2 separate regions of the Homo sapiens genome follow, and region 1 is linked to region 2. Evidence: chromatin contacts called from ENCODE Hi-C or POLR2A ChIA-PET data. All regions are on one chromosome and are shown on one strand. Each heading gives the region's core, a stretch centred on a gene start or an enhancer-like site at or near the end of the contact. The rest is flanking DNA. Distances are from core to core; before and after follow the strand shown. Region 1 overlaps CABLES1 (Cdk5 and Abl enzyme substrate 1). Region 2 has its middle 17 kb from the start of RMC1.

Region 1 (5,726 bases), core at 565-3,064, 260 kb after region 2:
AGAAGTCCCTTCCCACTCCCACTCAGGACTCCATCGATAAGCCATAAGCCATCCCCTGCAAGGGCAACTGGCAGACAATGAAGGGGTCTTAACGTAGCTTATGACCAAATCTTTGTCTAAAGGCAGCTCCTATAAACAGCCAGATAATGGCATGAGTCATCCATGAGATCATTCCAGAATCTGTCTCTGTGTGGGAATATGCTTGGTGTGAGGAAAGAAACACAATTTGTGAATGTGTAATTTTCCACAACAAAAATTTTCTGGGGAAAGTGGGTGGGGAGGAAGGGGGCATGGGCCTGGAGCCAGGCAGGGAGCATTTAGGCTTGAAGGCTCTAAGAATAGAAGACGCTGTTCTCTGTGTCGCAAAATGATCAACACTCAGGAAATGGACCCAAGCGGATGACCTCATCTGAATGCCCCCAATGCCAAAAGTTAAGGATATAAACACCATGTGGAAGCTGTTGACAATTTAAAAACACACCCCCCAGAGGCACCTTGCAACTCCACTGGGAAGCCATCTTCTTCATCACATGGTCTCTGATGCATCTGTAGTAAGTAAGTGACTCCTGCGACTATCATACAGTCAAGTATGGTTATCTTAAGGGGTGTGAACCTACACACACATCACAGAAACTCTTTTTGCTGGAATCATCTAGTTTGGTGATTTCACATAACCTCCAATCTCAAGTTTACTAGGTTCTCTCCTACTTTCTTCTGGTCGGATCCATGTGTACAGAAATACCAACCCACATCCAGATCTCAGGAAGTAAAGAGCACTTGGTGGCTGGTGTCGGTTCCCTTATGCATAGGGACAATTCTAGGACTAGTTCTCCATACAACACCTGCAGTCTCTCACTCACCAGTGGGTCGTGCTCTAGAAGCTCCTGGGCTGGCAAGTTGGAACTCAGAATGCATTTTTCATTGATGCAGTAAGTGGAGATTAGCCTACCCAAGGCTCTCTGAGCCTATAATGTAACTGAATCAGCCCAAAAGCAAAAACAAGAGCTCGGGTCATAGAAGCAAAAGGTCAGAGGGTGTATGAGGGTAAAAAAATAGGAGGAAGTTGAGTCTCTCCTCTTGGTTTCCTGGTCCAGGCTTGACCCTCAGGAACTTTTTTTTTTTTTTTTTGAGATGAAGTCTCACTCTGTTGCCCAAGCTGGAGTGCAATGGCACGATCTTGGCTCACTGCAACCTCCACTTCTCAGGTTCAAGCAATTCTCCTGCCTCAGCCTCCCGAGTAGCTGGGACTACGGGCACATGCCACCATGCCCGGCTAATTTTTGTAATTTTAGTAGAGATGGGGTGTCACTATGTTGGCCAGGCTGGTCTTGAACTCCTGACCTTGTGATCCGCCCACCTCGGTCTCCCAAAGTACTGGGATTACAGGCATGAGCCACTGTGCCCAGCTGAGTAACACTTTAAAGGTCAAGTTTGTATTATTTCACCTTCTTCTCTGAACTTCCCTTTCCTTCTTAGGACTCCAGGACCCTTTCCCCTAAGCTATTCCTGTTTTTCACAATTCCTTCCCTCTCTCTACATGTAAATCCATAAATTCCTTTGCAGGGCCCAGGTTTCCCACTCCTGGCCCTATGGCGGTGGCACAGTAGCCCACAATGGGGGCTGGAAAGCGAGGGGAAGAGAAGTGGTCTTGGATAGAAGTGTTGGACAAGCTGTTTACTAAGTGGGGTCTGCCTATTTAGGAAAGTTGAGAAAGTTGCTTGCAACTCATTTTGTGAGCTGAGGGTCACCAAGCCAAACCACAAATCCACACTAGAAAAGAGAAGGCCGTGACTAATGTGGATAAAAGGCAGAAAGATTCAGGCTGGCCTTGGCAAGTGTTAGTTGAGGAAAAAGGAGCTGGTTTAAGGCTGGGACTCTTCCCAGAAAATGGCATAATTTACAAGCTTCATCTGAGAAGAGTGTTTACAGCTATGGGAAGGTTTGATGTTACAGTTACAGTGAAAAAGCTGGGCAACATCTGTTCCTCTTCTCTGTAATGGGCTTGTTTTGAAAGGTAGGATTTAGCAAGAAAGATCAAAGCAAAACAATGGTCTCCTCACGTTCCATAAAGTGTATGCATTAAGAAAAAAAAAAAAGACTGGAAGGAAATAGACCAAAATGTAAATGGTGGCTTTGTTTAGGAGGTGAGGCTCAATAATTGTTATCTTCCTTTTACTTTTATACATTTTTCAAATAGTCTTTAAGAAACATGTACTATTGAGGAAAAAAAGACTGAATAAAAGCAGATCTCAAGGTGAATCCATTATTTGTAGAATTGCACCACTGACAAACTCACTGTGAACCTGACTGGGAACTGCTAAGTTCAAGTAGATCTAGAAAGAGCAACATAATAGCTCTGTGATGGCCGGGCACGGTGGCTCACACCTGTAATCCCAGCACTTTAGAAGGCCGAGGTGGGAGGATGGCTTGAGCCCAGGATTTTGAGACCAGCCTGGGCAGCATGGTGAAACCCGACTCTACAAAAAATACAAAAATTAGCTGGGCGTGGTGGTGCATGCCTGTCATCCCAGCTACGCAGGAAGCTGAGGTAGGAGGATCGCTTGAGCCTGGGAGGTCAAGGCTGCAGTGAGCTGAGATTGCACTACTGCACTCCAGCCTGGGCAATACAGTGAGACCTTTCTCAAAAAGAAAGAAAAAGAAGGCCGGGTGCGGTGGCTCACGCCTGTAATCCCAGTACTTTGGGAGGCTGAGACAGGCAGATCACGAGGTCAGGAGATCGAGACCATCCTGGCTAGCATGGTGAAACCCCGTCTCTACTAAAAATACAAAAAAATTAGCCGGGTGTAGTGGCGGGCACCTGTAATCCCAGCTACTCAGGAGGCTGTGGCAGGAGAATGGCGTGAACCCAGGAGGCGGAGCTTGCAGTGAGCCGAGACCCCGCCAGTGCACTCCAGCCTGAGCAACTGAGAGAGACTCTGTCTCCAAAAAAAAAAAAAAAAAAAAAAAAGCTCTGTGACTGGACAAAAATGGAAGTGAAACTAATGCTTAATGAATATCTACTACAGCTTTCACATATAATATTTCATTTACTATTTCATTCATCTCCCTGAGGTGGACATTATAGTCCTTTTACGGAGGAGTGAAGCTGGGGTCAGTAAGGCTAGTTCATTTCCCAGGACTGAGGCTTCTGCCTGCCAGCTCGTTCCCAAGCACCACACTGCCTCCCTGGCCGCCGGTGCCCATGGGTACACGACAGCAAGGATGGGTAAGGGCTGTGGTTTTCCTAATGGAGGCACCAAAGGAGGTGGATGGCAGGAGTGGGGATGAATGGGCTACTTGTGCCCATTCCTGATTCTCCAGAAGAGCTCTCTGTTTAGCTGTTTTATTTATTGGAATTCTATGTAAACTGATACTGGAAGAATGGCTTCTTCAGCTTAAAAAAAAAAAAAAAAAAGTGGAAGCCGACAGTCTCCAAGTTCCTTCCAGCTTTAAAAGACTATATTTGAGCTGAAGAGTGCTCCTTACTACGGAACTCATTTTTGGTCTGGCATTACCTTTACCTTAACTATCTTCCACTTCACATACCCTTTAATGAATTAGCTCAGGGCCACCCCAAGCAGAAGTGGCCGTGCAATCTATCCCTGGTAATGATTAGTGGGACTCTGGGATCAACAGCTGTGTTATTTGAAAGGCGTGGGCACAACCCATACCCAGTCTTTATTCAATGCATGCCAGTAAGTCCTGACAGCTTCCTAACACATGCACCTGATTAGAGATGGCCATGCTGGGCTTCAGAAGGGCCTGGCAATAAGGAGTAGATTGTGTGTGGATGAGTGCGGGTGGGTGGTGGCGGAGAGGATGCAGGCAGGGGCTTCAGTCCACCCTAGACACAGAGAGGGGCTCCAGGGACAGGATAGAGCATCCCACTCTCTACAGAACCGAGCTTGGGAAAAATGCCCCCCCGCCAACTTTTTTTTTTTTTTTTTTTTCTGAGACGGAGTCTCATTCTGTTGCCCAGGCTGGAATGCAATGGCGAGATCTCGGCTCACTGCAACCTCCACCTCCCGGGCTCAAGAGATTCTCCTGCCTCAGCCTCCCGAGTAGCTGTGATTTCAGGCGCCTGCCAGTACGTCCGGCTAATTTTTTGTATTTTAGTAGAGACGGGGTTTCATCATGTCGGCCAGGCTGGTCTCAAACTCCTGACCTCATGATTCGCCCGCCTCGGCCTCCCAAAGTGCTGGGATTACAGGTGTGAGCCACCGCACCCAACCAAAAATGCCCTCTTCTTACTCTAGGCTAGATGCAATCTGAATATGTCCTGCTCAATATGGGGCTGTGTGACTTACATGTTGCTCACATGCTGCTGGTTTGGAGATGTTCAGACAACCTGAGTTGGTAGAGGACTAGATAAACCTGTCAGCCAAAAGCCAGGGAATTCCAACAGGGCTCGAGCAAAGACTGCAGAAGCCAGTGTGACCTTATCTAAAGGCCCTTGGCATCCTTGGGCTTAACATTCAGGGTGCAAGTATTTGTAAGCGGCTCTGTAGGTGCAGAGCACTCGTGATCGGAGAGAACTGCACAGGCTGCGAGGCTAATGCGGGGGGAGTCACCTGGCTAGTGGGTGGGAGGGGCCTCGCTGGGGCTTAGCACTTGCATCTGGGTGCAGCTCGACGCCCTCTTTTGTCACTTCAGGCTTAGCAACTTTGACTTTCACTGTGGGTGGGACAGAGTCACTTGGAGAGAAGCAGGACCCTGAGGTCCATGTCAGCTCATCCGTGTTAGCACCTTCTGGGCCTTCCTTATGGCCAACCATCCAACTCCATCCTTTTATGGAGGTGCCCTCAAGGATGAGGTGCCAGGCTGAGGGACCCTGAGAGATGCACTTGCTTCTGCTGAAGCAGTCCGGCTGTCCTTTGTTGGGGCAATATATATCTATATCTATATCTATATCTGTGTATATATCTATATATCTAATTATATATATCTATATATCTAATCTATATATATCTATATATAGATATATATAGAGAGAGAGACAGAGAGAGAGAGAGAACGTGAGCACTATATTCATAAACATAGCAATTCTCGAAAGTTTCAGAAACCTTGCTTCTACTCACCCAACACATAAAACCAGAGTGACCACTACTTTCTGTGCACAGTGCTGCAGATACCTTGAGGATTAAGATGCAATCCACACCCACAAGTGAAAAATAAGTTAAAATGTATATTATAAGCCCTGAGACAGGAAGGGGCTCTTAGTGGAGCTGGGGGTGGGGGAACAGGTGCTGGGGGGCACTGAGAAAGCTGCCTGGAGGGAGGGCTGAGTATCCCCAAAGGTGAGGAGAGCCTGATGCATTAAGGAACTATGGGTAGCTTGCTAGGGCTGAGAGAGGAGCTGTGCTGAGAGAGGGCTGGAGAGGAACGCCAAGGCCAGAGCCTCAAGGGCCCTGTTTCTGTTAAGTCTGGGGGACCACAAAGGAGGTTTTAAGTTAGGCCTGACTGAATCCAGAGCTCCTGGGCTTTGGAAATCCGTTTGGACATCTATGCAGTCTCACTAGACACTGTCTTGTCCTTAACAGGAGCACACCTATGGGGAAGGAAGGCACCTTCTAAGCTTCTTAGCGACCCGTGGTTCCCTGAGGGCTCCCTCCTCGGCCAGGCTTGGATCAGGGGCTTGAGTTCTCCCTGATCTGGGGTTCTTCAGTCTCCCCAGGTTCAGTTTGGGGACAGGCAGATCTTTTGGTGAACCACTGTGGCAGAGACCA
Region 2 (5,789 bases), core at 154-2,653:
TCTCCCTCAGACTTTAGTGAGCATCAGAAATGTTATTTCTGGCCGGGTGCGGTGGCTCACACCCAGCACTTTGGGAAGCCAAGATGGGTGGATCACTTGAGGTCAGGAGTTTGAGACCAGCCTGTTCAACATATGAAACCCCATCTCTACTAAAAATATAAAAATTAGCCTGGTGTAGTGGCCCACACCTGTAATCCCAGCTACTCAGGAAGCTGGGGCAGGAGAATCACTTGAACTCAGGAGGCAGAAATTGCAGTGAGCCGAGATCAAGCCATTGCACTCCAGCCTGGGTGACAGAGCAAGACTCCATCTCAAAAAAAAAAAAAAAGAAAGAAAAAAACAGTGCTATTTCTTAGAATTCAGATTCCTAGGCCCTATTCTGGCATCCTTGCTTGGGAGCAAACCCCTCACGTGATTATTTTCAGCCAAACTGACACCTGTTCACAGACAAACACATGAGACCACTAGTTAGTTGTGAAATTCAAACCTGAATATGAACTGTTAATAAACTAAGTCAAGGCCAGGCACGGTGGCTCATGCCTGTAATCCCAGCACTTTGAGAGGCCGAAACGGGCAGATCGCCTGTGGTCAAGAGATCGAGACCATCCTGGCCAACATGGTAAAACCCCGTCTCTACTAAAGATACAAAAATTAGCCGGGTGTGGGGGCGTGCGCCTGTAATCCCAGCTACTCGGGAGGCTGAGGCAGGAGAATCTCTTGAACCCGGGAGGCGGAGCTTGCAGTGAGCCAAGATTGCGCCACTGCACTCCAGTCTGGGCGACAGAGTGAGACTCCGTCTCAAAAAATAATAAATAAATAAACTAAATCAAAATAAAATATTAAAATCAAAATAAAAGATTTTCTCATGAATCCTCAAGTTTTGGCACAGGTGGAACCCGAAAACATTAGAATATGAGAAAACAATTAGCAAATTAATTAAGATCTTCGTTTTCATTAATTGTGAAGGCAGTTCTTTTACCTTTTGTGAAGACATTGGAGAACAAGGCAGCTAGAACCTGAGAAGCCGTGATTCTGTAGAGAGGGAAGCCTGGAGAAGGGAGGCTCACTTTTTTTTTTTTGAGATGGAGTCTTGCCCTGTCGCCCAGACTGGAGTACAATGGTGCCATCTTGACTCACTGCAACCACCGCCTCCTGGATTCAAGTGATTCTCCTGCCTCAGCCTCCCAAGTAGCTGGGATTACAGGCGCCTGCCACCACACCTGGCTAATTTTTTGTATCTTTAGTAGAGACGGCGTTTCACCATGTTGGCCAGGCTGGTCTTGAACTCCTGACCTCGTGATCCACCCGCTTCGGCCTCTCACAGTGCTGGGATTACAGGCATGAGCCACTTCAGCCCGCCGGAAGCTGACATTTGCTGCCGCTTTGTTCCACAATGAACTTGCTGCTTTGAAAGCGGTGACTGAGAGGTTGAGACACTGAGCAGAAAAGGAAAGCTAAGAAGCTGAAAAGCTGTTAAAACTTTTTTTAAGGCAGATTCAGGACTGGGACAGTAAAATCTGGGGTACAGAGCCTGCTAGAGGCAGTCCTGGGGCCCTGGAGGGGACTCTGACCTAGGAACAGGTCAACTAAAATAGGGGGAAACCTTAAGTGCAGCCTCGAGCCAGCTCTACCCTTGATGGATACCTGGCTGCCCTGCCCACTGCTGGGGTTACTGAATCAGCGCTTAGTTCATTAGTTTGTTTTTCTTCTCCTTTCTTAGTTTACTATGAGCCAGTGTTTCCGGAGCCACCAAAAAAGCTCAATATAACTCCTGGTGTTTAAGATAAGCACTTGACATGCTTGTTTTCCTTTTACAGCAGCTTAAAATGTGCGTCTGACAGTTTCTAAAACCTAAAACAACACATAGGCTTTTCTGTTTATTTTTATTCTTATTTTTATTTTAAGTTCCGCTTTTCTGTTTTGCTGAGTTTTGTTTGCTTTAATTTTTGTTTTATAGTCTTTGTTAGACTCTATGACAGATGTCTGAAGGCATATGTAGCCAAATTTGTATAGTGGCTCTCACTACTTGGCATGTTTTCAGGTGGCTTTTACTTTGTTCTTTAAACTTTCTAAAGTCCTTTTTGTTTTAAAATGAGGATGAATAATATTTACAAAGAGCTATTTCTAAAGTATGTATTTGCTGGCAAATCTTGACTACGTATCACTGTTTTGGAACCTGCTTTTTCATTTCAGAAGTGTTTTATGTTTGAATGCATCTTTCTTTCTCTCTTTTCTTTCTTTCTTTCTTTCTTTCTTTCTTTCTTTCTTTCTTTCTTTCTTTCTTTCTTTCTTTTTCTTTCTTTTTTTTTTTTTTGAGACGGAATTTCCCTCTGTGGTCCAGACTGGAGTGCAGTGGTGCGATCTCGGCTCACTGCAACCTCCACCCCCCGGGTTCAAGTGATTCTCCTGCCTCAGCCTCCCAAGTAGCTGGGATTACAGGTGCCTGCCACCATGCCCAGCTAATTTTTGTATTTTTAGTAGAGATGGGGTTTTGCCATGTTGGCCAGGCTGGGCTTGAACTTTTGACCTCAGGTGATCCACACGCCTCGGCCTCCCAAAGTGCTGGTATTACAGGCGTGAGCCACCGTGCCGGGCCTGAATGCATGTTTCTTTCTACATTTGCATTTGCATGTACATATGTATATAACAAGTGTCAGGAGTAATGTATATGGTGATTGTCTTGTACTGTGGGTGATTTCTGCTTTTTTCCCCCTATGGTTTCCAGAAGTTTCAGGAGGGTCTGCAGATGCTGGTAAGACCCCCGCCCCAGTTGGTTTCCAGGTTCTTGACACCTTTTCGAGAAAGAATTCAGGGACAAGTCAGAATGAAGGGAAAGGCAAAAAGCTTTTATTGCAAAGTGATAGTATGCACTGAAGAGAGAAGTGCAGGCATGTTTGTGAGAATGAGTCACACAGAGGGAGTTTGGGTTTCTAATTTTATGGGTGTTTCTTTAATTAGGGGGTGAAATAATCATTAGGTATTTTGGAAGAGGGGGGATTTCAGGGACCCCCCACTGTCCCACACCCCCAGGTACCACCCCCTTTCTCCCTGATTTGGGTTTGCACTGAAGAGTCATGGACATGTCACCCTGTCTCTGTTGCCAAGGCTGGAGTGCAGTGGCGTGATCTCGGCTCACTGCAACCTTTGTCTCCTGGGCTCAGGTGATCCTCCCGAGTAGCTGGACTATAGGCGTATGCCACCATGCCCAGCTATTTTTTTTTTTTTTTTTTTGTATTTTTGGTAGAGAAGGGGTTTCACCATATTGCACAGGCTGGTCTCGAACTCCTGACCTCAGGTGATCTGCCCTCCTCAGCCTCCCACAGTGCTGGGATTACAGTCATGAGCCACCAAACCCAGCCTTCTCCTCCTGATTTTGGGTTTTCTGTTATCCCACAGTTTCTTTGCCTAGCTCTTGTTTAAGCTCTTGTGTGGATTCTTCCATCCTCTTGCGAGCACCCAGTGATCTTCCTATCTCATTCCCCCTTCAGAGATTTCCATCCCTTATTCTTAAGGGTTGATGAGGGAGGAGGTCAGTCATCTGTGTCGTCTTCTTGCTGATTTAAGGGCGCTGGCCCTGCCTACCAAAGGATTGGAAATCTCTGGCTGCTGGTCTAAGGATCCCAGGCTGCATTAGCAGGAGAGTCCCATGCTGAGACAGGAATTGGCTGAAATCCTTGCATCACCATCATCTTTACATGGAGTTGCTGTAACCTAGAAGATATAAACTTTATAAGGAAGTTGAATACGCATGGGCCAAATATTTTTATTATTATTATTTTATTTATTTTTTGAGACAGAGTCTCACTCTGTCACCAGGCTGGAGTGCAGTGGTGTGATCTCGGCTCACTGCAACCTCCGCCTCCCAGGTTCAAGCAATTCTCCTGCCTCAGCCTCCTGAGTACCTGGGACTACAGGCGCGTGCCACCATGCCCAGCCAATTTTTGTATTTTTAGTAGAGACAGGGTTTCACCATATTGGCCAGGATGGTCCCAATCTCTTGACCTCATGATCTGCCCGCCTCAGCCTCCCAAAGTGCTGGGATTACAGGTGTGAGCCATCATGCTCGGCCCAATGGGCCAAATACTAACAATAAGATCACCATTAATGGGCCTAAAAGTGGTAAAACCAGGTAACAGAAAGTAGAGCAGCCTTAACGCATTCCCTTTGGAATCGGCCAAAAGGTTTTCCTTTCCAAAGGTGTGAAGCCCTTTTGCTTGGTCAGCTGTGCCTGAATTCCAAAGTGGGGGAAGGTATGGCGAGGCGTGACTGACTCCCAGCTTCCTGTCATGACCTGAACTAGGTTTTCAGGCTGTTTCGGTTGTTGTTTGGATTCCCTTTGGCCAAGAGAGAGATCCATTCTGTTGGGGGCTTCTAATTTTTTTTTTTTTTTTTTTTTTTTAGTTTATATTTTCTCTTTTTTTGTCAACGCATCCCAGAGGCAGTGTTGATGGCCAAGCTTTCATTCTGGCCCATATTGATGCTGGGGTGGCATGCTACAGGCCCTGGGTCCTTCATGTCCCCTAGTGGGACCCCTATGGCCAAGAGACTTAGAGTCAAAAAAACTTATTGCCAATTAAACATGCTAGACAAGATAGGAATGGAGGTGGGCAGGGACTCAAGCTTCAGCCTGTTTTCCCTTTGCTCCCCCTTTCCCTTTTGTGTGCACTTTTAGGTCTGAAGGTTTGTCCTTTCCTGCTGCCTTCTTTTTTGGCTTCGTTTCTACTTTTGCAGGAGCAGGGTTAGGGGACAACTGTGCCCATCTCCTCCTGGGCTTTTCCTTCACAGCCCTCTTGACTGAGCTGACCTTCCTCCTGGGCATGTTGGTGGTGGGGAGGGGGCCTGCCGGGTGCCTACGGGCAATGGCGAAACCAGAGCCTTCTGGAAGCTGGGCTCACCAGCTGCTGCCGCTCCTCCCACCACCCAAGCTGCCGAGACCTGTGGCAGATTTTTTTCCCTCAAGTTTATAGAGCTATCTGTAGTAGCTCACTCATGTATTCTGTAATGAATACCCCACCTTCCCCACCCCTCCATCTGCCACTTTCTTATCTACCGAATTTGATCTTAACTCCTCAAAAAGCTAGCCAAGTCTGGGAGAAAGTTGGAAAGCTTAGGATGGTAAAAGTAATGCTGTTCCAAATGCAACCTTGTATTATTTTTACACTGGAAACAAATCGGAAAAGAATAAAAACAAGAGGCTTTCAAATTAGTAAACTGATGTCTCCAAGTATAAAACACACTTTGATAACTTATTTTTATGTAATCCTGACAAAAATCCAATAGAAAAATATTGTCTTCAAAAACCTAAGGATCAAGGTTTGAAAATATAATCAGATGAGCTTTTCTCTGCTCCTATAGAGCTTGGAATTTCAAAAGGTGCAGAAAACAATCTCTTCTGATGCCCGGAGCCCAAATGAGCAGTAAGAAATGTACTCCTAACACATCTTAGGGCCTATTGTCTTCATCTTCCTTAGAGTCTCCCGTGCTCAACATTTCCCCATCAGCTGCCTCGCTTCATCCTGCTTTTTGTTCAAAGGTTTTTTAAAAAAGGAAATACCATATGCTGAGGGGAAAAAAATTGCAGGGATGTATGCCACACTATAAACAATGGTCTTTGGAATATGAAGGACTTTTACTTTTTTTTCTGAGACAGAGTCTTGCTCTGTTGCCCAGGCTGGAGTGCAGTGGCACCATCTCAGCTCCTCTGCCTCCTGGGTTCAAGTGATTCTCCTGCCTTAGCCTCCCAAGTAGCTGGGATTACAGGCATGTGCCACCACACCCGGCTAATTTTT

What was found. A loop is a pair of places that touch in the nucleus more often than their neighbours do. ChIA-PET counts read pairs that join two places held with the same protein, here RNA polymerase II (POLR2A). Pooled maps may share reads with other maps.
Region 1: a pooled map shows a loop between it and region 2 (2.2-fold over the local background). The contact joins two enhancer-like sites. A Hi-C loop is called at or near these places in 1 of 168 maps with a recorded cell type or tissue (ascending aorta), 2 of 37 single-sample maps with no recorded cell type and 7 of 50 pooled maps. POLR2A ChIA-PET finds 5 or more read pairs at or near these places in 1 of 52 experiments (activated naive CD4-positive, alpha-beta T cell).

What each region holds. Positions count from the first base shown.
Region 1 is chr18:23,221,804-23,227,529 of GRCh38, reverse strand. All of the region lies in intron 4 of CABLES1 (Cdk5 and Abl enzyme substrate 1), which reads right to left. Among named protein-coding and RNA genes, the nearest start is that of CABLES1, 89 kb to the right of the region's middle. RefSeq lists an enhancer at 778-877. Within about 2 kb of position 1,814, at least 9 of the 41 ENCODE cell types and tissues checked have a DNase peak (open chromatin) inside an H3K27ac peak, as active enhancers do; they include ascending aorta, where a contact is called at or near this core.
Region 2 is chr18:23,484,030-23,489,818 of GRCh38, reverse strand. No RefSeq gene overlaps it. Among named protein-coding and RNA genes, the nearest start is that of RMC1, 17 kb to the left of the region's middle. RefSeq lists an enhancer at 1,407-1,576. Within about 2 kb of position 1,403, at least 19 of the 41 ENCODE cell types and tissues checked have a DNase peak (open chromatin) inside an H3K27ac peak, as active enhancers do; they include ascending aorta, where a contact is called at or near this core.